Regions from separate parts of the Homo sapiens genome. Here regions 2 and 3 are each linked to region 1. A link is an interaction called in ENCODE POLR2A ChIA-PET data of the cell type or tissue named here. Cell type or tissue: MCF 10A. All regions are shown on one strand.

Region 1 (8,000 bases):
GCTTAAAATCAGAAATCGGCACAAAGCAAAGTGACCCTCAGTAAGATATATGGTACCAATGACATAAAAGGGAACAGAGAGGTTCAGCTGCCAACACTAATGGAGAAGTCAGAACATGTTGCTAAGTCTGAGAGAAATGAAATATTGTACAACCAGTTATCAAGCTCTAATAATCACATGATCAAAGGGCCTTTGCCTCTATTCCTATCACAGGTCTTCTGAAAACCATTTGTTCCATTGCAGGAAGAAAGAGAAACAATATAATTTTGCCGTCCAGTAGTGTTTATGTTTGTGTATACATCCCATTCTCCCACCTACCCTCCATATCCCTCCTAAAAATCTTCAACCTGATAGGGAAGATTTCTGGCAAGTTCTCAAAAACTGAATTTCTTCCCAGAAGAAATTAAAAGTAGTTTACTTTCTCCTTCAACTGCCACCACAGAAGCACATATGTAACATATTAAACATCTAAATTTCTCATCTCTTCAGAAAAAATCCAATTCTATGATTAATCACTGCGCAAGTAACTGCAAATTTAAATTTACTCAGAGGACTCCACTTATGTAATAAAAAACAAGTTACATATCTGAATCAATATTATAATTCACTGCTAAATAACTAAGCCAAAACCAACAGGCATGTAATTTTAACTTTCAAAAGTTCAAACGTCCACTAGAAACTCAATGTTCCTATTAGACATGTCAAAAAGCACAGTATTCCGATTATTTTATTCAGTATTTTCAATGAAAAGTTTCACCACATAATTCATGGCTAAATGTGTTATAGAGAATATTTAGAGAGAACAAAAGAAGATTCGGATTTACCTTAAGTCTTTTAACTCAGTCAAGATATGGAAATATAAGATCACTGGATGCCAAAAAAATAAACGAACGAAAAACAAGCTTTTGATCTGTAAATGTTCACAATGAGACAATGAGCTAATGAAAGAAATCTCATTACTTCATCTCTGTTAGAAGTAACAGTAGTAATAATACTGGCTTTTCCAAGAACCACTCTGTCAAGCCTTCACATTTGGCTTAACAATAACATCAAAAGGAAAATTCTCAAATATGACCAAACTCAGCATAAGAACATACTTGAGTGCACGATGAAACTTTACAGATCCTACTTTCCTAACAATACAAAAAACTTTCAAAAAATTAATAAAATACTCTCATGGATAGCTAACATTTAAAACATAACTATATCTGAACTCCGTAACTGGCACCTTACCTAAGGCAAAAAGGGTGGGCAAGATGTGTTTTTTCAGCATCTTCACATTGTCTTCAATGCAGGGATTCACCCACTTTGGTGAACAAATTACAAGAATGTTTCATCAAGCTCTTTCTACCATATTCTTGATAATTTCTATATCTATTCCACCAAATAATGTTTCAGCTCTATAAAAAGCAAGGATCCCTGGATTGCCACCCTGCGTACCCTTCAGACACCTGACTTGGATAACAGATTTCTGTGATTATGCTCAGTGAGAAAACCTGTGTTGATGCTTTTCCACTTATAAAAACATGAACGCTTCTATTTTTCCCAGCACCTATGTTACAGTATAATAAAGTATCTGTAAAGTACCTACCACTCCTGAGAAGAAAATCACTATATAAATACAAGGTATTATTAAGTTCAAGTGAAACCAAAATCAACAAATTACATTATGGACTGACTTAGTTTAATAGTAACGGAGTTCATACTCCAGATTCCATATGCAGACTCTGACTCACCCTAATAAAAAGCAAATTATCATCAAACTTACATAGTTTTATCAAATACTCGGAATATTCCATACACTTCAAATAAAAAAAAGTACTCATATTGTGAACTATCTAGAAAGAGTTCTTCATTCTTACCACAATAAGAAAGTGACCTGTAGCTCTTTCCGTGTCACTGAGACAACAGGAATATTATATTAAACCACAGTTAAGTGGAAAGAACAAAGCAGCATCTCTGCCAGTCCTGTTTTCTAGACCTCGATTCCCCTGACCTATAAAATGTGGTTCTCTCTTACCATTTTCCAGCTATAAAACTGTGGAAGAACTGAAAACAACTTTTAAGTTCTGCAAAAATAAAAACCATTCTTAGTAACCACACCATCAACAGCTCATAAAATGACAGTGTCACTCTAAAGCTATGCGTAGGCCAGGTGCAGTGGTTCATGCCCATAATACCAGCACTTTGGGAAGTCAGAGCAGGAGGACTGCTTAAGGCCCGGAGTTCTAGAGAAGGCTGGGCAACATAGCAAGACTCTGTCTCTACAGAGGATGTTGTGGAGCACGCCTGTAGTCCCAGCTGTTCGGGAGGCTGAGGCAGGAGGATCATTAAGCCCAGGAGTTCGAGGCTGCAGTGAACTATGACCTGGGCGACAGAGTGAGACCCTATCTCTTAATAATAATAATAGCAAATAAAAATAAATGTATGCATAATTTTTGTGAAGGATGTTAGAGAAATGCTGCAAAGAACTTTATTCCATTAATGTAGTTTCGGTCTTTTCAACAACAAGAAAGCACCACTCTTTGATAAATGGTGGGGAAGTAGAAAAGAACTGGCTGCCAACTGGCATGAAGCACGGTCACATCCAAAACATACGAGTGGAGTGACCAACATGAAAAATGGCAGAGTAGAAAGCTCCCAGGGTTAGTCCTTCCACCAAAACCATTAAGCTGAAAAATACATCAGAATCAACTATTCTGAACCTTAGAACCTAATCAGACATTAAACACCCAGGGCAGTAGTTGATGAAGGGAGAAGAGAGCACAGCATGCAAACCAGCTACTATTCCCTACTCCTCAGCATCCCCAGAGGCGGGCACAGGACCACCTCCTAGAGCAGCTGCCTAGTAACAGGGCTGGCAGCGGGAACCTTGCCCTCAACAATTTAGGATTGTGCATTTTGCTCAGTTCTGGCAGTAGCCTGGGGAAACAGCACAGATTCTTGCTTTTGTTTCTGTCCCCTTAGGCTGCAACCTTTCTTGTTTTTTTCCCTTTATTGAGGGGGATGGGGATCCAGACATTATACTAAATCTCTATCAAGTCATAGCTGTCCAGAGATAGTAAGACAGAAACTTCAGTGACCACACACAACAAGGAATACAGACTTTGCAAAACTGGTTTAGAAAAGTCATTATACAAATGGATGACTGCAAGCCTCAAAAAAGCAATCACTGAGGAGGTGGAGAATCTGATTTTCAGAGTCACCACATTACAACATTCAAACTGTTCAGTTCTCACACACACACAAAAAAAATCACAAAACATGCCAAAAAAAAAAAAAAAGGAAAATATGGTGTATTTGCAGGAAAAAAGAATTTGACAGAAACCATCCCTGAGGAATTCCAGACACTGGAATGACTAGTCAAAGGTATTATTAAATCAATCGTATCAACGGTATCACACTGGGGTCCCAAAACAAGAGCTGAGCACGCTTACTTCCCCACGACTAACGTGGTTTTTTCAGTGAGTCACTTGTTGAAATCTCAAATTTCCTGGATGAGAACCATTTCTGCAGGGATCAAATGAGGTCAAATCACAAGTCCAAAAAGATTACACAAGTATCACAAGTCCAAAAGATTAGCTAATTCTTGAAGGCAACAACATTTAAATTCCACCACTTTGCTTCAGCAAGCCGTGACGCTTAAAAACAAGGGTGTCAGAAAAATTCTGGATGAAAAGATCAGTTCATGAAAGTAAGGAAGGAATAGTGTTGTGCAGCTATAGAAATAACAAGAGCTGAATGACACTCAAAGTTTATGTGTGGCATTTTCAAAATGCAGTAAAATTCATTTTTTAAAATAAGCACAGATTTACATATGTTAAACACAATTTGAATACAAATTCAGAATGCAGGAAGCAGTCAATATGGGAACTTGAGTGTGGGTACATTACAAAGAAGAAAGGTAAGAACTGGTAAGAGACACTTTAGCCATAGCAGGCCAGAAGGCTGCACAGGTGTGAAACCCTCCTGGTGAGAGGGTGAGCAGTGAGCTCCACCACCACTTCTCAAACCACGTGACTCTGGGTGAGTCACTTTCTCAGTCTTAGTTTCCTCACCATATCATACAGGAAAATACCTACTCTGCCTACCTCGGGGTTACAGAAATCAAATAGTGAATGTGAAAGTGCTGTAAAACGTAAAGCATTATGTAAAGGTATGACTAGAAACATGAGTCATTTGGATTTTTCTAAGTAATCATTTTACCAAAGTGAGCAACGTGATGGAAACTTGCCCCAGTAGAGTGAAGTACCTTGTTCAAGTACACTTGGTTTTGAAAGCCACTATGTAAATGGAAAAGAGACCACTCTTTAACCTATGTAAAAGTCTGAGGTTAGCTTCCTATGGACAGTTAAAATATCAGAACAAGCACCAAATCCCTTTCATATGCTTTGTATAAAACCTTTTATTTTATAAGTACTCTAAGTTCACAATCTAAAAATAATTCAAACTGTAAAGAGGGTGTAAAACTCAAAGTATTATTCACCACTCCCTCTCTTAAGGTTCATTTCCCTGGAGACAATACCCATTAACGGTTTTAGTTCTTAATAATGATTATCATAACTTTAAATAATATATTGCATGCCTCAGTCAACAGCTCTTAATTCTGTGCTTTTGCAAGAAGAGAAATTGACACACACACTACCTCCCAACTCTCCTTCCACAGGCCACCTCCTAATTTTTATTACGTGTCACTGGGTAGAGTATTGTTCTAGTGCTTCTACTGGTTCTACATCTAAATCTTTAGCTAGATTTACCAATTCTCATATAGCACGTAAGAAATCCGGGCTATGAAACAAAAGGAAATAAGCACATTCACCTTTCCTGCTATCCCTCATTTCCTCCACCTCCCAGCCACTTACTCATATATTCAGGGATTATAACATTTACATTAGCTTCTATAATTATATCTTCCATGCTTTATCTTTGGTGTATTCAAAAAGCAATTAACTAGAAAGAGTAGATACTTGAAGGGTAGCTAATGTGTGCAAAGGAGATTGGCTTATGAAGTAGAGAGGGGCCAGTAGAAATGTTAGTAACTTCAAACAAGAAAATTTTAGTTACACATGTTAAAAAATGTATAGGTTACTAGCAAAACATAAAATATCATTCCAATAAAAAGCAGTACAGGAAGGCAAAAAAAAAGAAAAGAAAAAGAAAAAGCAAAGGAACAGAAATATAGCCCTCACTCATTAAATTACTGCCCCTCGAAGGAGACTCTTCCATGTTCCAATCTCTTGGTTGTCCTCAAGTGTCTGGAAATCCCTGGTTGGCTGTACGGCTTTGTGAATGAAAGATGGTTAGTGTAAGTATCTCAAGAGGGTTTCCTCTGCATTTGCGTAGGTCTGGCTGTCCTAAAAGATCGTTGGTTTCAAGTTCTATGTGTGTGAGGAGCTGGTGGGCACGTTAACAAGAAGAGCAGTACTCAGAATAGGAATGTCCTTGTCCTGTGTCTGCTGTAAAAACCAAAGTGCTATGTATGAGCTCTTCTCTGCTCTCTCCACTCTCACGCACTCCTCAGACAAAAGATCACCCACTTTCTGGCAAGACCATGACTCTAGCCTTATCCTAAAGGTGAAAGCCTGGCAAACCAGCCACTCTGAAGGGGACAGAAAGGAGGCTCCATTGAGCCAGCTATTCTGAATGAACTTCTTTAATTACCATGGTGATGGCAACACAGCCATGCTCCTACTATGAACTGTTGATTCCAAACTCAAGCTTCCACCAGGGCTCTCTCAAGAAGCCCAGGGTCAGCTGTTAACTAACACTTATTAATTATTCTCTCTCCTGCTGTAACTTTTTCTACTAGCTGTTGTCTCTCTAATCCTATTTACTATCTTGCAATCCTCTAGGAATCCTCAAAAATATCTGATCTATTAATAACACAGTCTATCCTCTAGCTCTATTCCAGTTCAATAAACTTAACGCAAACACCACACTCACCACACTCACATGACATCTTTCTGTTATTTCTATAAAAATTTTAGAATGGGTGTGCACATGCTTAGACTGATCTCAGGATCCTTTATAACATAGTTTAACAAGAATAGTATTACTTCAAAGTAGTCTACTCTTCCCAGAATATAAATTATCATCTAAATTACGTAAAAAGCTTTGCTAGTAAACATCTACAATACCATCCTGGCTAACATGGTGAAACCCCGTCTCCACTAAAAAATACAAAAATTAGCCGGGTGTGGTGGCGGGCACCTGCAGTCCCAGCTACCGGTGGGGCTGAGGTAGGAGAATGGCATGAACCTGGGAGGGCGGAGCTTGCAGTGAGCCAATATCGCGCCACTGCGCTCCAGCCTGCGACAGAGCAAGACTCTGTCTCAAAAAAAAAAAAAAAAAAAAATTCTACAATAATGGGAGAAATACCTGGAGCTAAATCAATCTGATCGGAAACTCTCAGCCCATACCAAAGCAGGTTTCATTCAGACCACTATTTCACTAATAATCACCAACAGTTTTCTTAAATACTACATATAGAAATGTAAAAAAAAATTATATTCAGAAAAATGTCCTAATTTTATTCTAATTTATAAAGCAATATTTGGGGCTGGGAGTGGTGGCTTGTGCCTGTAATCCCAACCCTTTGGGAGGTCAAGGCAATAGGATCACGTGAGCCCAGGAACTTGAGACCAGCCTGGGCAACACAGTGAAATCCCATCTCTAAATAAATAAAATAAAAACATCAGCTGGGCATGCCCATTAGGTGGTACATGCCTGTAGTCCTAGCTACTTGAGAGCCTGAGGCAGGAGGATGGCTTCAGCCCAGGAGTTCAAGGCTGCAGTGAGCTATGATCAGGCCACTGCACTCCAGCCTGGGTCACAGAGCCAGACCCTGTGAAAAATAAATGTTTAATTAGTCACACATTATGACTGAAATGTGTGACTGCCCTATAAATGAAAAAGACTAAAGAAGCTCTCTCTATAGGGTTACTAACAACTTATAGGACAGAATTTGGAGAAAGGTAGCATAAAAGAAAGCGTTTTGATCAAAAGCAGTTCAATTTCTAAAATTTCTCTATCACATTTGGCTTGCCATATAAGCTCATTCTCTATTATATTCTGAAAAGAGACACAGAAAAAAAGAGGAGAATAAGTCAGCAACTGAGAGGGTGGAAAAATAAAATTTCAATGAGTTTCAAGGTAAGAAAACATACTTTGCCATGCCCACATAAAAGGTAAGCTGTCTCCCAAATCTGTCAGAAAAGAGAAGAGTTACTTTCTAATCAGGTCCCCTAAAGTCTTCCATATTACAAAATATACTCTCTCAATTACTTCATTTTGAACAACAAAGGGTTGTCCAAGGAACTCTCATGAGCCTAAAAAAACCTCAAATAAACAATTATGAGTGCCATTAAAGAAGAACTTGAACAGTTTATTAATTATGCCTAGAGATTTGATGTCATGATTGTACAAGATAGACGTCATAATAGATAAGCCATCTTCAATCAGTTTTATAAAAAGACTAGGTCAGTAATTAATGATCTATTAAGTGGGGATATTAGCTAACAAAAAAAATTGTCAATATTATAGAAATGGAAATGCTATCCCAAGCCATACTCACTGACACCATCAAAAATGAATTTTAAAGTGCCGTAAACAGACGTACACTTAAATGAAAGTAGACATGTTCTAACTAAATGTTTCACAGATGCTGAAGATATCTATGAACAGTTCAAATAAAAATATATCCTAAAACAAGGCCAGGTGCTGTGGCTCATGACTGCAATCCCAGCACTTTGGGAGGACGAGGTGGGCAAATCCCTTGAGCCCAGAAGTTTGAGACCAGCCTGGGTAACATGGTGAAAGCCCATTTCTACTAAGAAAAATACAAAAATTAGCTGGCATGGTGGAGTGCGTCTGTAGTCCCAGCTACTCAGGAAGCTGAGGTGGAAAAATCAATAGCTGAAGGCAGAGGTTGCAGTGAGCCGAGACCACAAAACCTGGGCAATAAAGCAAGCCTGTCTCAGATAAATAAATAATCATAAAAT
Region 2 (8,000 bases), 77 kb before region 1:
CTACATTCATGTCTCTTTGGAAATGCACTGATTTGTAACTTCAGCAACTAATATGTTGGCTGATTCTATTTAATACTTCGACACCAAAAGATGACAGAGATTGCTTCCAAACCGCACTTTCTTTACTGACTCTCATGTATCCCTAACCTGCCAGTCCCACATTCAGGAGTTCATGGTGAAAGCCACAGGCAAGGGAGCCTCCCAACCAGTGTTCTGTCTAGAAAAGTTGCAGTGCTCATGTGTGCATGCGTGCACGTGTGTGTGTGTATTGCTTACTATATGCAAGGTAATGCACCCTCTCCCTGCTTCTATTTTCTGTGCCCATTGCAGCATCAGACCCAGGGACACTTACCTGCAGGTAGAATAATGGCATATGACCGTGAAACATCCTTACACAATGTGACCAAGGCCAGCATCTAAACCTGCTCCCAACACCTTTGACTGGTGGCACCTCCACAGCCTGGAATCCCTTCCCCGGTCTTTACTTCTTTCCTCAGTGCATTCTGTCCTGGCCCTTTTTATAACAGATATGCCCGAAAAGCTTTTACTAAATAAATATCCTCACGTGCTCTTTAGATCACAGGTCTCCTCCACGAGGTCCACTAGAGAAGAAATGTGGCACTGAGTGTGGCAGCAGCAATCTTTCTTCCAGGCCACCTGTTCTTGCAGTGACCCTGACATCCCTTCCACCATGTCATGGCATACTTGTCCTTGGGTCTGGGCAGACCTTTGGGGCTGCCTTGACCAACCTACTGTGACAGATGTACTGCTATGTGACTTTGGAGGGGAGATCATAAAAGTGCCTTGCGCTTCTGCCTTGCTCATGCAGGATTCCAGCCGCCATACTGTGAGGAAGCCCAAGTTATCCCATGTGGACAGATCACATGGAGAGGTATGTGTGAGACCACAGGCATAGGTAGTCTAGCCAACAGCTCAGACGAGATCCCAGCTGACAACCCACATCAACCTTCAGATGACCTGGACCCTAGCTATCGGGCTGTTCCCAGCCTTCGAGTCTTCTTACTTGGGGCCATGGATATTGAGGAGCGGAGACAAGCTGTTCCTGCTGTGTCCTGAACCAGAAAATTTATGAACATAGTAAAATGGTTATCATACACCATTAAATTTTAGTTTTTTAGGCAGCAATATTATGTGGAAAAATGATTTCAGTTCACAATCCCAGTTCCTAATTTCAAGATGCAGTCTAGATGTCCTATGAAACATCATGCTTTTATTTTTTTCTTTTAAATATTTATTTTTATTTTTCCATAAGTTATTGGGGTACAGGTGGTATTTGGTTATATAAGTTCTTCAGTGGTGATTTGTGAGATTTTGGTGTACCCATCACCCAAGCAGTATACACTGCATCATATTTGTAGTCTTTTATCCCTTGGCCTCTCCCACTCTTCCCCACAAGTCCCCAAAGTCCATTGTATCATTCTTATGCCTTTGTGCCCTCATAGCTTAGCTCCCACATATCGGTGAGAACATAGGACATTTGGTTTTCCATTCCTGAGTTACTTCACTTAGAATAATAGTCTCCAATCTCATCCAGGTCACTGCAAATGCTGTTAATTCATTCCTTTTTATGGCTGAGTAGTATTCCATCATATATATGGATATATATGGATGAGATTGGAGACTATTATTCCAAGTGAAGTAACTCAGGAATGGAAAACCAAATGTCCTATATTCTCACTGATACATGGGAGCTAAGCTATGAGGACACAAAGGCATAAGAATGATACAATGGGCTTTGAGGACTTGTGGGGAAGAGTGAGAGGGAGCAAGGGATAAAAGACTACAAATATGGTGCAGTGTATACTGCTTGGGTGATGGGTACACCAAAATATATATATATATGATGGATATATATATATATATGATGGATATATATATATATATGATGGATATATATATATATATATGATGGATATATATATATGATGGATATATATATGATGGATATATATATGATGGATATATATATGATGGATATATATATATGATGGATATATATATATGATGGATATATATATGTGTGTGTGTGTATATGACGGATATATATGTGTATATATATGATGGATTATATATATGTATATACATGTTGGAGATATATATATGGAGATATATATATATATACACATACACACATATATATGGATATATATATACACACATATATATATATATGGATATATGGAATAAACCATAGCCATGGGCTATTATACATTTTCCCCTCCAAAATTAAGGTATCAAGTTAATCCCCAATGTGGCAGTATCGAGAGGTGGGGCCTTTTAAGAGGTGATCAGATCATGAGAGCTCTGCCCTCACGAAAGGGTTAATCCATTCATGGGTTAATGGGTTATCACAGGAGTGGGACTGGTGGCTTAGTAAGAAGAGGAAGAGCGACCTGAGCTAGCATGTGAGCACCCACAGCCCCCCACCAAGTAAGTGCCCCTCACCAGGTGGTGCCCTTTGCTGCCTCAGGACCTGAGTCCCTGCCAGCAAGAAGGCTCTCACCAGAGGTACCCCCTTGACCTTGGACTTCCCAGCCTCCAGCCCCGTAAGAAACAAATTTCATTTCTTACAAATTACCCCTTTCAGATATTCTATTCTAAGGAATAGAAAATGGACTCATATGTCCACCAAATAAATAACCAATGTATGGAAAATTATACATCCATTAAGATGGATTCTAATGACATGGGGATGTAGTCATGCATTTACTTAATGTATTTTCCCCGAGCAACCCTCCATGTATGAGGAAAAAAAGCACAGTGGCTTTGGGAGTCAGAGGGCTTCCTGGGGCTGATTAGGAGGGAGCGGCTCACTGCTACATGGCTGGAACACACAGGACAGATGGAGGGAATGCAAATAAGAAGGCTTGCATTTCCTCCACACAAAAGTGATTTTTAAAAGGCAGCAAATTTAGAAAATCTGAAAAAGAAAAAAAAAATGATTAGGAGGAAACCTCATCACCTCCCCAACCAGCAAGAATCCCCAGAGATAATGTGTGTGGAAGAAGGAGGTGCTGGCAGTGGGGCCAGACTTCCCACCCGAGTGGGATGGGTTTGAGCCCTTTCTATGCATATGTCACAGGCCTGGTGCTTTCATCAGGACGGAGGGCTGGGGACACCCGGACACACACACTCGAGGGAAATTTACCAGCATGTCAGCACTGGCTGTCTGAGTTAATTACAGTTGCATTTTTTTTCTTTATATCTTGTGTGTTCTAAATTATCTCTAATGAGATGTTTCTACCACACCAGGGAGAAAAAAGCAATGACAGGGACTGTAAAATAAAATTTAAATACCAGACCCTACAAACATGGAATGTGCAAAGGGCTGCAACTCCCTGCCTTCCCTCCCTTCACTTGCTCCCTGCTCCCCTTCCCAGGCAGCTCCTGGAAGGAGTGGTCAGCCCAGCCCTCCATTTCCTCTTGCCCACGCAGTCACATCTCTGCAATCTAGCTTGCGCTTCGCACCCCCACCCCCAGATCAACTGTGACCTCATTGTCAAATCCAAGGGACATGTTTTTATCCTTATCCTGCGTGGCTGTCCATCATCTGACCCTGTGGGCTACTCTCTTCCGGGTCTCTCCCTGCTGCCTTTTCTGTCTGCCTTGTGGGTTTCCTACTTGCACCTCCTCCGTGTTCCCCAGGACACCATCAGGGCCCCCTGTACACCTTAATCTACACACACTTCCTCTTCTAAATTAATGGTTTCAAATAGCAATGCCACACTAATGACTCCCAAGCCCATGGTTAGCGCTGCCCTCCCTGAACTCTTGCTCCACGTGTCTAACCACCTGCTGGGCATCTCCAGCAGGAGATAAGCTGAAGCTTGAGACATAAGCTGAAACCTGAAGGATGGCTGGGTTTTGAAACTAAGAAGTTGGGGTGGGGTGGGAGTGCTCCAGGCAGGAGAAATGACACGTGCACATGTTCAGTGGGGAGAAGGCTCACGCACATTGCCTTCCAGGGACTCAATCCAGCAGGAGCTCACTAAGTTCAAGATCAAACATTACCATTCCCCAATAGGAATTCATCCTCCCCTGTTCTCTAGGTGTAGGTGCTATTAACTAGTCACCCAAGCCAGAAATGAGAAGTCCAGTTACCCACTCGTTCATGTATTCATTTGCTATTCCTTAGGCACATGCAGACAAGATGCACACATTGCTCACAGCCCTGCCCTCACAATGCGGAATCCACTGAGGTAGGGAGGCTGTCTGCTGGTGGTGGTGTGAGGTCATGAGCTGGCAGCCGGGTCAACAGGCAGTCACATCTCAGTGTGGAGGTGCTGGGACGGAGGAAGTGCTGGGGCTGTGGAAACACTCAGGAGGGAATCAGGAAAGACTTCCTGAGGTGGCGACATAAGCTGAAACCTGAAGGATGGCTGGGTTTTCAAAGTAAGAAGTTGGGGTGGGGTGGGAGCTTTCCAGGCAGGAGAAATGACACATGCACATGGTTTAGCAGGGAGAGGGCTCATGCACAATGCATTCCAGGGACTGAGTCAGTATGGCAGATGCCCAGATTGTAGACAGGGTGAGGGTGTGTGTGCCTGAGAGAGACGAGACAGAGAGACCAAGAGACAGAGTGACAGAGGTGTTTAGGAGCTGAGCTCTCAGGGACCTGGTTAAAGAAAATGGATTTTGCTCAGAGGAACATGGAGTCACTGCAGTGTCTTAAGCCAGAGAGTTCTTTCAGCATCTATTCAATAAATGTGTACACTTTAAAAAGAGCCCTCAAATTTCACTGTGAGAATGTGTTTGTAAAGGCCAAGCCTGCAGGCAGAAAGGTTGAGCAGGAGGCCCAGGTGACTAGCCTCACCAGGGCAATGGACGAGAGGTAAGACAGGTTCAGGAGAGTTTGCAGAGCCAGTCCTACTAACAGAACTTGCTCAATGTCTGAATGTCTGTGCAGGAGGAAGATGAAGGACTGAAGGAAGGTTTCCAGCCAATGACAGGTGCACATGGGTGGATGATGGCACCGTGCAGGGTGAGGGAAGCTGCAGGAAGGTCAGTGTTGGGGCAGGAAGTAGGTAGAGCAAGTTGAGTCTGGGGTGTCTGTGTCATAACTGGGTAAAACTGCACAGGGGACACAGCTGGAGACACAGGCCTGGGACCTGGGAGATCTGGGCTAGAGATAAAGGTTTGGTAGGCACTGTTATCCGATGATAACTGAAGCCATGGGAGCAGACATGGTTGTTTCAGAAGAGTCTAAACAAAGCAAACTGCCTAGAACAGAGCCCTGCAGAACATCAACTTTTGTGGTTAAGAGCAGACTCCCTCCTGCTTACTTCCATGGCAAACTCTCCACCACGCCCTAGACTGCCCTCAGTACCTGGAGTCCCGAGCCCCCACCTCCAACCCCAGTGCCTTCACCTTGTCCAGGTTCCTGTCCCTTCTCAATGGGATTCCTACTACCTTCTCAGGGGTCTTTCTCTTCCAGTCAGGCTCTCCTCTCCAATCTACCTCCTCCGCTGCCACTGAAATGACCTTACCAAAATGTCATCGTGAGAAATCAGTCATTAACATTCCTCAAAAGTTCCCTATGTCCATTTTAGGAAAATCCAGACTCCTTACCTGGATAAAAAGGGCCCTTGGGGATTAGAATCCTCCTTTTCTCGCCAAATATTGCCAAGTGTACTGCAGCCACATGAAAGCTGTACTTCCCAGACGTGTGATGCTTGTGTGTGCCACCATGCCTTCTCATGGACTGTTTTCTTGAAACCCAGAATGCCGCCCGCCTCCACCCTATCTTTGATCTAAATAACCCTGACTTCTTGGAAGCTCAGTTCACGTGCTATTTCCCCTGAGGCCTTTTCTGCTCAGTAATATGATTTAGATGCCTTTTCCCGGTGTTCCTGCATCATCTTATTTATGCTCCCATTATGGCTCTCAACACTTTGTATCCCTGCAACTCATTACTGATTTGTGTTTCCTTCACCAAACTGCATATACAAAATCTCACTCAACTTGCTGTTCTTGGTAATTGAATGCAGTAGGCACTCAATAAATATGTGCTGAATGAACAGATAATTACTAACATTTACGGAGCACTTTCAACTAAATGCTCACTCATGGAATCCTCCTAACACTGAGCTAAGCAGGCATCCATAACGCTCTCTGTTTCATAGATAAGGACACTGAGGCGCGGGTGCCCAGGATAACACCCGGAGTGGGGCTGGGGCATGAAGGTGATCTGCCTCTAGAACCTGCACTCCTAACCACAGCAGGCTTCCTCTGGTAACTCCTTTCTCTGAACCCAAAGGACATTTTACATAGATTTTGTCTAGCCTTTAACAACAAAAACTCCTCTTCTACATCGGAAAGCGCCATGAGAATGGAAATTGCCTTAGGCATCTTTACATTCCTTGCAACAACTGATAACGATGCTCTTCACATAACGCATGTTCAATAAATATCTGGGTAATTACAGTTGGGTTTTAGCATATTTCTAGATGACACTATTTGGGGAATTATTGCCACAAACTGTGTGAGGTTAAGTTTCTCAGTTGAGTTTCACGTCTTTCAAGATGGTATTACTTTAGCCATTTTACAAATGGGAAATGTGGGCTTAGGAGGGCTATGCAACTTGTTCAAGGTCATGAGGCTGTGAAGAGCTGGCTCACTGCCTACTTAAAGTGTGTATGCTTAGCTCAACATACAAAGGAGAAGGCATGGCCCGGCACAGTGGCTCACACCTGTAATCCCAGCGCTTTGGGAGGCTGAGGCTGAAGGATCACTTGAGGCCAGGAGTTTGAGACCCATCTGGGCAACACAGCGAGACCGCATCTCTACAAAAAATTTGAAAATTAGCCAGGCATCATGGCATGTCTGTAGTTCCAGCTACTCAGGAGGCTGAGAGGCAGGACGATCACTTGAGCTTAGGAATTTGAGGTTGCAGTGAACCATGATCACACCACTGCACTGCAGCCTGGGCGACAGAGCAAGTCCCTGTCTCTAAGGAAAAAAAAAAAAAATTAAAAAATTAAATCAAATATAACAAAAGGAATGGCAGTAAACATGATCACCCAGATGCAGTAGCTCAATGCCTGTAGTCCCAGCACTTTGGAAGGCCAAGGCAGGCGAATCGCTTGAGCCCGGGAGTTCAAGACCAGCCTGGGTAACAAAGTGAGACCCCATCTCTACAAAAAATAAAATAATTAGCCAGGTATGGTGGCAGTTGCCTGTAGTCCTAGCTACTCAGGAGGCTAAGGTGGGAGAATTGCTTAAGCCCCGAAGGTCAAGGCTGCAGTAAGCCATGATTGCACCACTGCAGTCCAGCCTGGGTGACAGAGTGAGACTCTGCCTCAAAAACAGAACAGTAATAATAATAATAATAAACACCTTATGGTCAACAAGTGATCACCAGTCCAGATCTAGATTGGTGCTGGGAAGGATGCCAACAGACCTGTGTCAGAGAAAGTGACACTGCCACAGATAACTCTTGACGACAGAATTTCCTTAGAGAGCCTGGTAGCAAACCTAACCCCAAGGGGCTATCGCACCAGATGAGGCTGAAAGGCTGCACTCGAGTCATCTTACCTCCTGTTTGCCTGAAACATCTGCATCTATGACAGAGAGCAACATCCAGGTCAATTCCATTTGCTATTAGGCTGGCTTTAACCTATCTAGCAGTCAGTTCACTTCACAAAACTCTCCAAACATGTGCAAATTGCCAAGCAAATGAATTTTTTTTCTTGTCCTAAACCCTTTCAAGGGTTTTTAAGATGTGTCTTTCCATAAGTGAAAAGGAAATGTTTTATGCTAGATCAAATGATACAGATGCAACTAGTTTCTGGCAGAAATTTTCAATAGCCACTCACCAGCACTCTTCAACATGAGGCTGTTAGTTTGGTTTTACCAGTGTGTCCTCAATTATCAAATGCCTCAGAATCACTATAGACTTTATAACACAGTTTGTGAGCACACCAAAAACAGAGTCTAATTAAGAATCCTAATAGCCATTTCAACTCCACCTAATCTCAAAT
Region 3 (8,000 bases), 89 kb after region 1:
CATTTAAAAGCTCAAGGCTTAGTAAGGAAATGCAGCAGTCCCTGCAACACCCCAATTCTAGGAGCACAAAAACTGAACGGTCAGTGGAGACTAATGCAAGATCTTAGACTCATCAATGAGGCAGTAATTCCTCTATATCCAGTTGTACCCAACCCCTATACATTGCTCTCTCAAATACCAGAGGAAGCAGAATGGTTCACTGTTTTGGACCTCAAGGATGCCTTCTTCTGTATTCCCCTGCACTCTGACTCCCAGTTTCTCTTTGCCTTTGAGGATCCCACAGACCACACGTCCAACTTACGTGGATGGTCTTGCCCCAACGGTTTAGGGATAGCCCTCACCTGTTTGGTCAGGCCCTGGCCCAAGATCTTGGTCACTTCTCAAGTCCAGGCACTCTGGTCCTTCAGTATGTGGATGACTTACTTTTGGCTACCAGTTCGGAAGCCTTGTGCCAGCAGGCTACTGTAGATCTCTTGAACTTTTTAGCTGATCAAGGGTACAAGGTGTCTAGGTCAAAGGCCAAGCTTTGCCTACATCAGATCAAATATCTAGGCCTAATCTTTGCCAAAGGGACCAGGGCCCTCAGCAAGGAACGAATACAGCCTATACTGGCTTATCCTCACCCTAAGACATTAAAACAGTTGCGGGGGTTCCTTGGAATCACTGGCTTTTGCCGACTATGGATCCCCAGATACAGCAAGATAGCCAGGCCCCTCTATCCTCTAATCAAGGAGACCCAGAGAGCAAATACTCATCTAGTAGAATGGGAACCAGAGGCAGAAACAGCCTTCAAAACCTTAAAGCAGGCCCTAATACATGCTCCAGGTTTAAGCTTTCCCACAGGACAAAACTTCTCTTTATACATCACAGAGAGAGCAGGGATAGCTCTTGGAGTCCTTACTCAGACTCGTGGGACAACCTCACAACCAATGGCATACCTAAGTAAGGAAACTGATGTAGTAGCAAAAGGCTGGCCTCACTGTTTACAGACAGTTGCGGCAGTGGCGGTCTTAGTGTCGAGGCTATCAAAATAATACAAGGAAAGGATCTCACTGTCTGGACTACTCATGATGTAAATGGCACACTAGGTGCCAAAAGAAGTTTATGGCTATCAGACATCACTTACTTAGATATCAGGCGCTACTCCTTGAGGGACTGGTGCTTCAAATATGTACATGCATGGCCCTCAACCCTGCCACTTTTCTCCCAGAGGATGGGGAACCAATCGAGCATGACTGCCAACAAATTACAGTCGAGACTTATGCCACCCGAGATGATCTCTGAGACATCCCCTTAGCTAATCCTGACCTTAACCTATATACCGATGGAAGTTCATTTGTGGAGAATGGGATATGAAGGGAAGGTTATGCCATAGTTAGTGATGTAACTGTACTTGAAAGTAAGCCTCTTCCCCCAGGGACCAGCACCGAGTTAGCAGAACTAGTGGCACTTACCCGAGCCTTAGAACTGGGAAAGGGAAAAAGAAAAAATGTGTATACAGATAGCAAGTATGCTTATCTAATCCTACATGCCCATGCTGCAATATGGAAAGAAAGGGAGTTCCTAACCTCTGGGGGAACCCCTGTTAAATACCACAAGGAAATTATGGAGTTATTGCACACAGTGCAAAAACCCAAGGAGGTGGCAGTCTTACACTGCTGAAGCCATCAAAAAGGGGAAGGAGAGGGGAGAACAGTAGCATAAGCAGCTAGCAGAGACAGGGAAAGACCAGCAGAAAGGAAAGAGAGAAAGAGATAGGAAGTCAGAGAAAAAGAAAGAGAGGAAGAAACAGACAAAAAGAAGGAGACAGAGAGGAAGAGACAGAGAGACAGAAACAGAGAGACAAAAGTCAAAGAAGGAGAAAGAGAGGAAGAGACAGACAAAGAGGGAGTCAGAAAGAGAGAGACAAAGGAGTCAAAGAGAAAGAGAGATGGAAGTAGTAAAGAAAAAACAGTGTACCCTATTCCTTTAAAAGCCAGGATAAATTTAAAACCTATAATTGATAATTGAAGGTCTTCTCCATGACCCTATAACACTCCAATACCACTTTGTTGTCAGCGCAAACAAGGGCATAGCCAAAAAGCACTGAGGCCACTGACAACCCGTAGCCTTCCTATCAAATATCCTTAACCCAGCAGGTTTCCTAACAGGGGATCTAAATTTGAAGGTCTGACCAGACCTAGTAGGAACTCCCTTCAGGAGAGGATGATAGATGGTTCCTCCTGAGCGATTATGGAAAAAGACACAATGGGCATTCAGTAAGTGATAAGGAAATTCTTATAGAAGCAGAGTTAGGAAAATTGCCTAATAATTGGTCTGCTCAAATGTGCGAGTTGTTTGCACTCAGCCAAATCTTAAAGTACTTACAGAATCAGGAGGGAGACATCTATACCAATTCTAAGTTAATATGGACTGAACAAGGTTTTATTAATAGCAAAGAAAAATTAAAATCCCAAACTTACAAGGTTTTCAACTAAAGTAAAGTTTGCTAAAAGTTAACAGTGTAACATGCATTATCTTACTGCCACACACTCTCAAAGAATTTCTCAGACAGTTTGCAGGAAGTGACGAAATCTATCCTTACTCTACAATCCCAAATAGACTCTTTAGCAGCAGTGACTCTCCAAAACCACTGAGGCCTAGACCTCCTCACTGCTGAGAAAGGAGAACTCTGCAGCTTCTTAGGGGAAGAGTGTTGTTTTTACACTAGCCAGTCAGGGATAGTATGAGATGCCATCCAGTGTTTACAGAAAAAGGCTTCTGAAATCAGACAATGCCTTTCAAACTCTTATAACAACCTCTGGAGTTGAGCAACATGGCTTCTCCCCTTTCTAGGTCCCGTGGCAGCCATCTTGCTGTTACTCACCTTTGGACTCTGTATTTTTAACCTACTTGTCAAATTTGTTTCCTCTAGAATCGAGGCCATCAAGCTACAGATGGTCTTACAAATGGAACCCCAAATGAGCTCAATTAACAGCTTCTACCAAGGACCCCTGGACTGACCTGCTGGGCCCTTCCACTAGCCTAAAGAGTTCCCTTCTGGAGGAGACTACAACTGCAGGGCCGCTTCTTCGCCCCTATCCAGCAGGAAGTAGCTACAGTGGTCATCAGCCAAATTCCCAACAGCAGTTGGGGTGTCCTGTTTAGAGGGGGGATTGAGAGGTGACAACGTGCTAGCAGCCCTTGCTCGCTCTCGGTGCCTCCTCGGCCTCAGCATCTGCTCTGGCCACGCTTGAGGAACCCTTCAACCTGCCGCTGTGCTGTGGGGGCCCCTCTCTGGGGCTGGCTGAGGCCGGAGCCAGCTCTCTCTGCTTGTGGGGAGGTGTGGAGGGAGAGGTGCGGGCAAGAGCCGGGGCTGCATGCAGCACTCGCAGGTGGCATGGGTTCCAGGTGGGCGCAGGCTCGGAGGGCCCCGCACTCTGCACGGCCGGCCGGCACTTGCTGGGCTTGATTGGGGTATGAGCTCCCTCTGGGCTGCCGGAGTGCCTGGGCTAGGTGCTGCAAAGTCCCGTGGCAAGTGCCATTGAGAGGTGAAGCCGGCTGGGCTTCTGGGTCGGGTGGGGACCTGGAGAATTTTTCTGTCAAGCTAAAGGTTTGTAAACACACTGATCAGTACTCTTTGTCTAGCTAAAGGTTTGTAAATGCACCAATCAGCATTCTGTGTCTAGCTAAAGGTTTGTAAATGCACCACTCAGTGCACTGTGTCTAGCTAATCGGGTAGGGGACTTGGAGAACTTTTGTGTCTAGCTAAAGGATTGTAAATGCACCAATCAGTGCTCTGTGTCTAGCTAAAGGTTTGTAAATGCACCAATCAGCACTCTGTCATAACGGACCAATCAGCTCTCTGTAAAACGGGCCAATCACCTCTCTGTAAAATGAACCAATCAGTAGGATGTGGGTGGGGCCAGATAAGGGAATAAAAGCAGGCCACCCGAGCCAGCAGTGGCAACCCGCTTGGGTGCCCTTCCATGCTATGGAAGCTTTGTTCTGTCGCTCTTTGCAATAAATCTTGCTGCTGCTCACTCTTTGGGTCCATGCCACCTTTATGAGCTGTAACACTCACTGTGAAGGTCTGCAGCTTCACTCCTGAAGCCAGTGAGACCATAAACCCACCAGGGGGGACGAACAACTCTGGATGGGAGGAACGAACAACTCTGGACCGCCACCTTTATGAACTGTAACACTCACCGCGAAGGTCTGCAGCTTCACTCCTGAAGTCAGCAAGACCACGAACCCACCAGAAGGAAAAAACTCCAGACACATCTGAACATCTGAAGGAACAAACTCCAGACACACCATCTTTAAGAACAGTAACACTCATGGCAAGGGTCCGTGGCTTCATTCTTGAAGTCAGTGAGACCAAGAACCCACCAATTCCGGACACAGCACCACTGCACTCCAGCCTGGGTGACAGAGCCAGATCCTGTCTCAAAAAAAAAAAAAAAAAAGAAAAGGATTAAAATTCAAAAATACCTAGATACCTAGGAATACAGCTAACCAGGGAGGTGAAAGATCTCTACAATGAGAATTACAAAACACTGCTCAACAAAATCAGAAATGACATGAACAAATGGAAAAATATTCCATGCTCATGGATAGTATAGCATGAAAATGGCTATACTATCCAAAGCAACTTACAGATTCAATGCTATTCCTATCAAACTACTAATGACATTCTTCACAGAATTAGAAAAAAAAACTATTTTAAAATTCATATGGAACCAAAAAAGAGCCCACGTAGCCAAGACAATCTTAAGCAAAAAGAACAAAGCCAGAGGCATCACACTACCCAACTTCAGACTATACTACAAGGCTACAGTAACCAAAACAGCATGGTACTAGTACAAAAACAGACACATAAACCAATGGAACAGAAGAGAGCCCAGAAATAATGCCATACACCTACAACAATTGACCTTTGACAAAGCTGACAAAACAAACAATAGTGAACAGACTTTCATTCAATAAATGGTGCTGGGATAACCGCCTAGTTATACGCAGAGGATTGAAACTGGACCCCTACCTTACACCACATAAAAAAATCAACTCAAGAGGAATTAAAGTCTTAAATGTAAAACCTAAAACTATAAAAACCCTGGAAGATAATTTAGGAAGTACCATTCTGGACATAGGACTTGGCAAAGATTTCACAACAAAAATGCCAAAAGCAATTGCAACAAAAACAAAAAATGACAAATGGGACCTATTAATAATTAAACTAGGCCAGGTGCGGTGGCTCATGCCTGTAATCCCAGCAATTTGGGAGGCCGAGGCAGGTGGATCACCTGATGTCAGGAATTCTAGATCAGCCTGGCCAACGTGGTGAAACCCCATCTCTACTAAAAATTAAAAAAAAAAACAAATTAGCTGGGCATGGTGGGCGCTTGTAATCCCAGCTACTTGGGAGGCTGAGGCAGAAGAATTGCTTGAACTCGGGAGGCGGAGGTTTTGATGAGCCGAGATCATGCCATTGCACTCCAGCCTGGGCAACAAGAGCGAAACTCTGTCTCAAAAATAAACTAACTAACTAAATAACTAACTAACGAACTAACTAACTAACTAAAGAGCTTCTGCACAACAAAAGAAACTATCAAAAGAGTAGACAGACAACCTATAGAATGGAAAAAAAACATTTGCAAACTATGCATCCAACAAAGGTCTAATACACAGAATCTATAAGGGACTTAAACAAATGTACAAGCAAAAAAAAACCAACCCCACTAAAAAGTCAGCAAAGGACATGAACAGACACTTTTTAAAGGAAGACATACATGTGGCCAACAAGTATATAAAGAAATGTTCCATGTCACTAATCATTAGAGAAATGCAAATCAAAACCACAATGAGAGACCATCTCACACCAGTCAGAATGGCTATCATTAAAAAGCAAAAAAAGCCAGACGCAGTGCTCATGCCTGTAATCCCAGCACTGTGGGAGGTCAAGGTGGGTGGATTGCTTGAGGTCAGGAGTTCGAGAACAGCCTGACCAACATGGTGAAACCCTGTCTCTGCTAAAAATACAAAAATTAGCTAGGCAAAGTGACACACACCTGTAATATCAGCTACTCAGCAGGCTGAGGCATGAGAATCGCTTGAACCCAGGAGGCAGAGGTTGCAGTGAGCTGCGATCACACTATTGCACTCCAGCCTGGGCAACAGAGGCAGACTCTGTCTCAAAAAAAAAAGAAAAAGGAAAAGAAAAGAAAAGAAAAAGAAAGTCTAAAAATAACAGATGCTGGCAAGGTTGCAGAGAAAAGGGAACACTTATACACTGCTGGTGGGAGTGTAAATTAGTTCAGACATTGTGGAAAGCAGTGTAGATTGCTTGAAAAATATAAAACAGAATTACCATTTGATGCAGCAATCCCATTATTAGGTATATACACAAAGGAATATGCATTGCTCTCCCATAAAGATACATGCACGTGCATTTCACTGCAGCACTATTCACAATAGCAAAGACATGGAATCAACCTACATGCCCATCAATGATAGACTGGATTTTTAAAATGTAGTACATATACACCATAGAATACTATGCAGCAATAAAAAAGAATGAGATCATGTCCTTTGCAGCAACATGGATACAGCTGGAGGTCATTATCCTAAGCTAAGTAACACAGGAACAGAAAGCCAAATACTGCAAGTTCTCATTTCTAAGTGGGAGCTAAACAACGAGCACACAGATACTAGAAGGGGAACAACAGACATTGGGGCCTTTTTGAGGGTGAAGGGTAAAAGGAGGGAAAGGATCAGAAGATATACCTATCGGGTAGCTATGTTTATTACCTGGGTGATTAAATTATCTGTACACCAAGCCCCTGTGAAACACAGTGTACCTATATAGCAAACCTGCACATATACCCCTGAACCTAAAGTTAAAACAAAGAACTGAAATTCTGAGAGACACAGGTAGCCCTGAAAACATTATGCTAAGTCAAATAAGCCTGAAACAAAAGGACAAAAATTCTGTTGTTCCACTTACATAAAGTACCTAGAGTAGTTAAATGCATAGAGACGAGAAATAGAATGGTGGTTGCCAGGGGCTGGCAGGAGGGGAGTAATGGGGAAGTTAATTGCTTAAAAGTTATAATTTCAGTTTGGGAAAATGAAAAAGTTCTGGAGATGCATGGTGGTGATGGTTGCATAACAATATGAATGTACTTAATGCCATTGAGCTGTACACTAAAAAATGGTTAACATGGTAAATTTTATGTTATATAAATTTTGCCATAATTAAAAAAAATCTTTTAAATTTTCCCCCAAAAAATTAGAATTCTTTTGGAAAAAACCTCAAAAACATTTCAAGAAATGGCAATGTTATTAGAATAAGTGTATAACTTTAGAAAACAACAACTTGTAAGAATAAAATGCTTATTTAGATATTTGACTTTTTGTAAGCTTATTAAAAATGAATGTGTCTGGAAATAAGGTAAATTTACAAAGGTAAATATGCTCTTTAACTAAAAACAACCCCAAAACCCTGAAGTACTGATACATGCTATAACATGGATGAAGTTTTAAAATTTATGCTGCATGAAAGACAGACACAACAGGCTATATAAATTTCATTTATATGAAACATCCGGAATAAGCAAATCCCCTATTAGTGGTTTCCAGGGTCTGGGTCATGGGAACAATATAGAATGACTGCTTATTGGGTAAAAGATTTCCTTTTGTGGTGATGCAAATGTTCTGGAACTAGATAGTGATGGTTGCACAACATTGCAAATGGACTAAAACCCACTGAATTGTACACTTAAAATGGGTTTTGTTGTGGTTGTTTTAGAGATAGGGTCTTGCTCTGTTGCCCAGACTGGAGTGCACTGCTGGGTCTGGCCCAGCGATGGATGAAAGGAGTACTCAGGTGTAGGTATCCAGTGAAAGAGCGGGCTAGGGGACCAGGCCGCTCACAGACCCCGAGGAGGGTGTCCTAAAGGGTTGTAGCAGCCGCAGCCCTGACAAGCCTGCGCTGCAGGCATTTATTCAGTACAGATTTA

The links. ChIA-PET counts read pairs that join two places held together with the same protein. Peaks named below come from ENCODE experiments on the same cell type or tissue, not always from the same donor. Only the 100,000 strongest peaks of a DNase experiment are listed, where the experiment ranks them.
Region 2: POLR2A ChIA-PET joins it to region 1 with 7 read pairs; 4 of 35 experiments call an interaction of 5 or more read pairs at or near these places.
Region 3: POLR2A ChIA-PET joins it to region 1 with 5 read pairs; 3 of 35 experiments call an interaction of 5 or more read pairs at or near these places.

The regions. Positions count from the first base shown.
Region 1 is chr13:27,127,293-27,135,292 of GRCh38, forward strand. The region is part of intron 1 of USP12 (ubiquitin specific peptidase 12); the gene reads right to left. All of the region lies in intron 1 of USP12-AS1 (USP12 antisense RNA 1), which reads left to right. Among named protein-coding and RNA genes, the nearest start is that of USP12-AS1, 5.8 kb to the left of the region's middle. RefSeq lists an enhancer at 3,779-3,848 and a silencer at 3,879-3,928. In MCF 10A, no CTCF peak of the experiment used is centred here; DNase peaks (open chromatin) are centred at 3,509 and 4,059.
Region 2 is chr13:27,049,907-27,057,906 of GRCh38, forward strand. LOC105370124 (a long non-coding RNA gene) reads right to left here. Exons shown (of 2, transcript XR_941767.3): 1 at 5,590-8,000. Among named protein-coding and RNA genes, the nearest start is that of USP12-AS1, 72 kb to the right of the region's middle. In MCF 10A, no CTCF peak of the experiment used is centred here; a DNase peak (open chromatin) is centred at 4,495.
Region 3 is chr13:27,216,433-27,224,432 of GRCh38, forward strand. LOC124903137 (a long non-coding RNA gene) reads left to right here. Exons shown (of 2, transcript XR_007063732.1): 2 at 2,915-4,022. Among named protein-coding and RNA genes, the nearest start is that of LINC00412, 17 kb to the right of the region's middle. In MCF 10A, no CTCF peak of the experiment used is centred here; no DNase peak of the experiment used is centred here.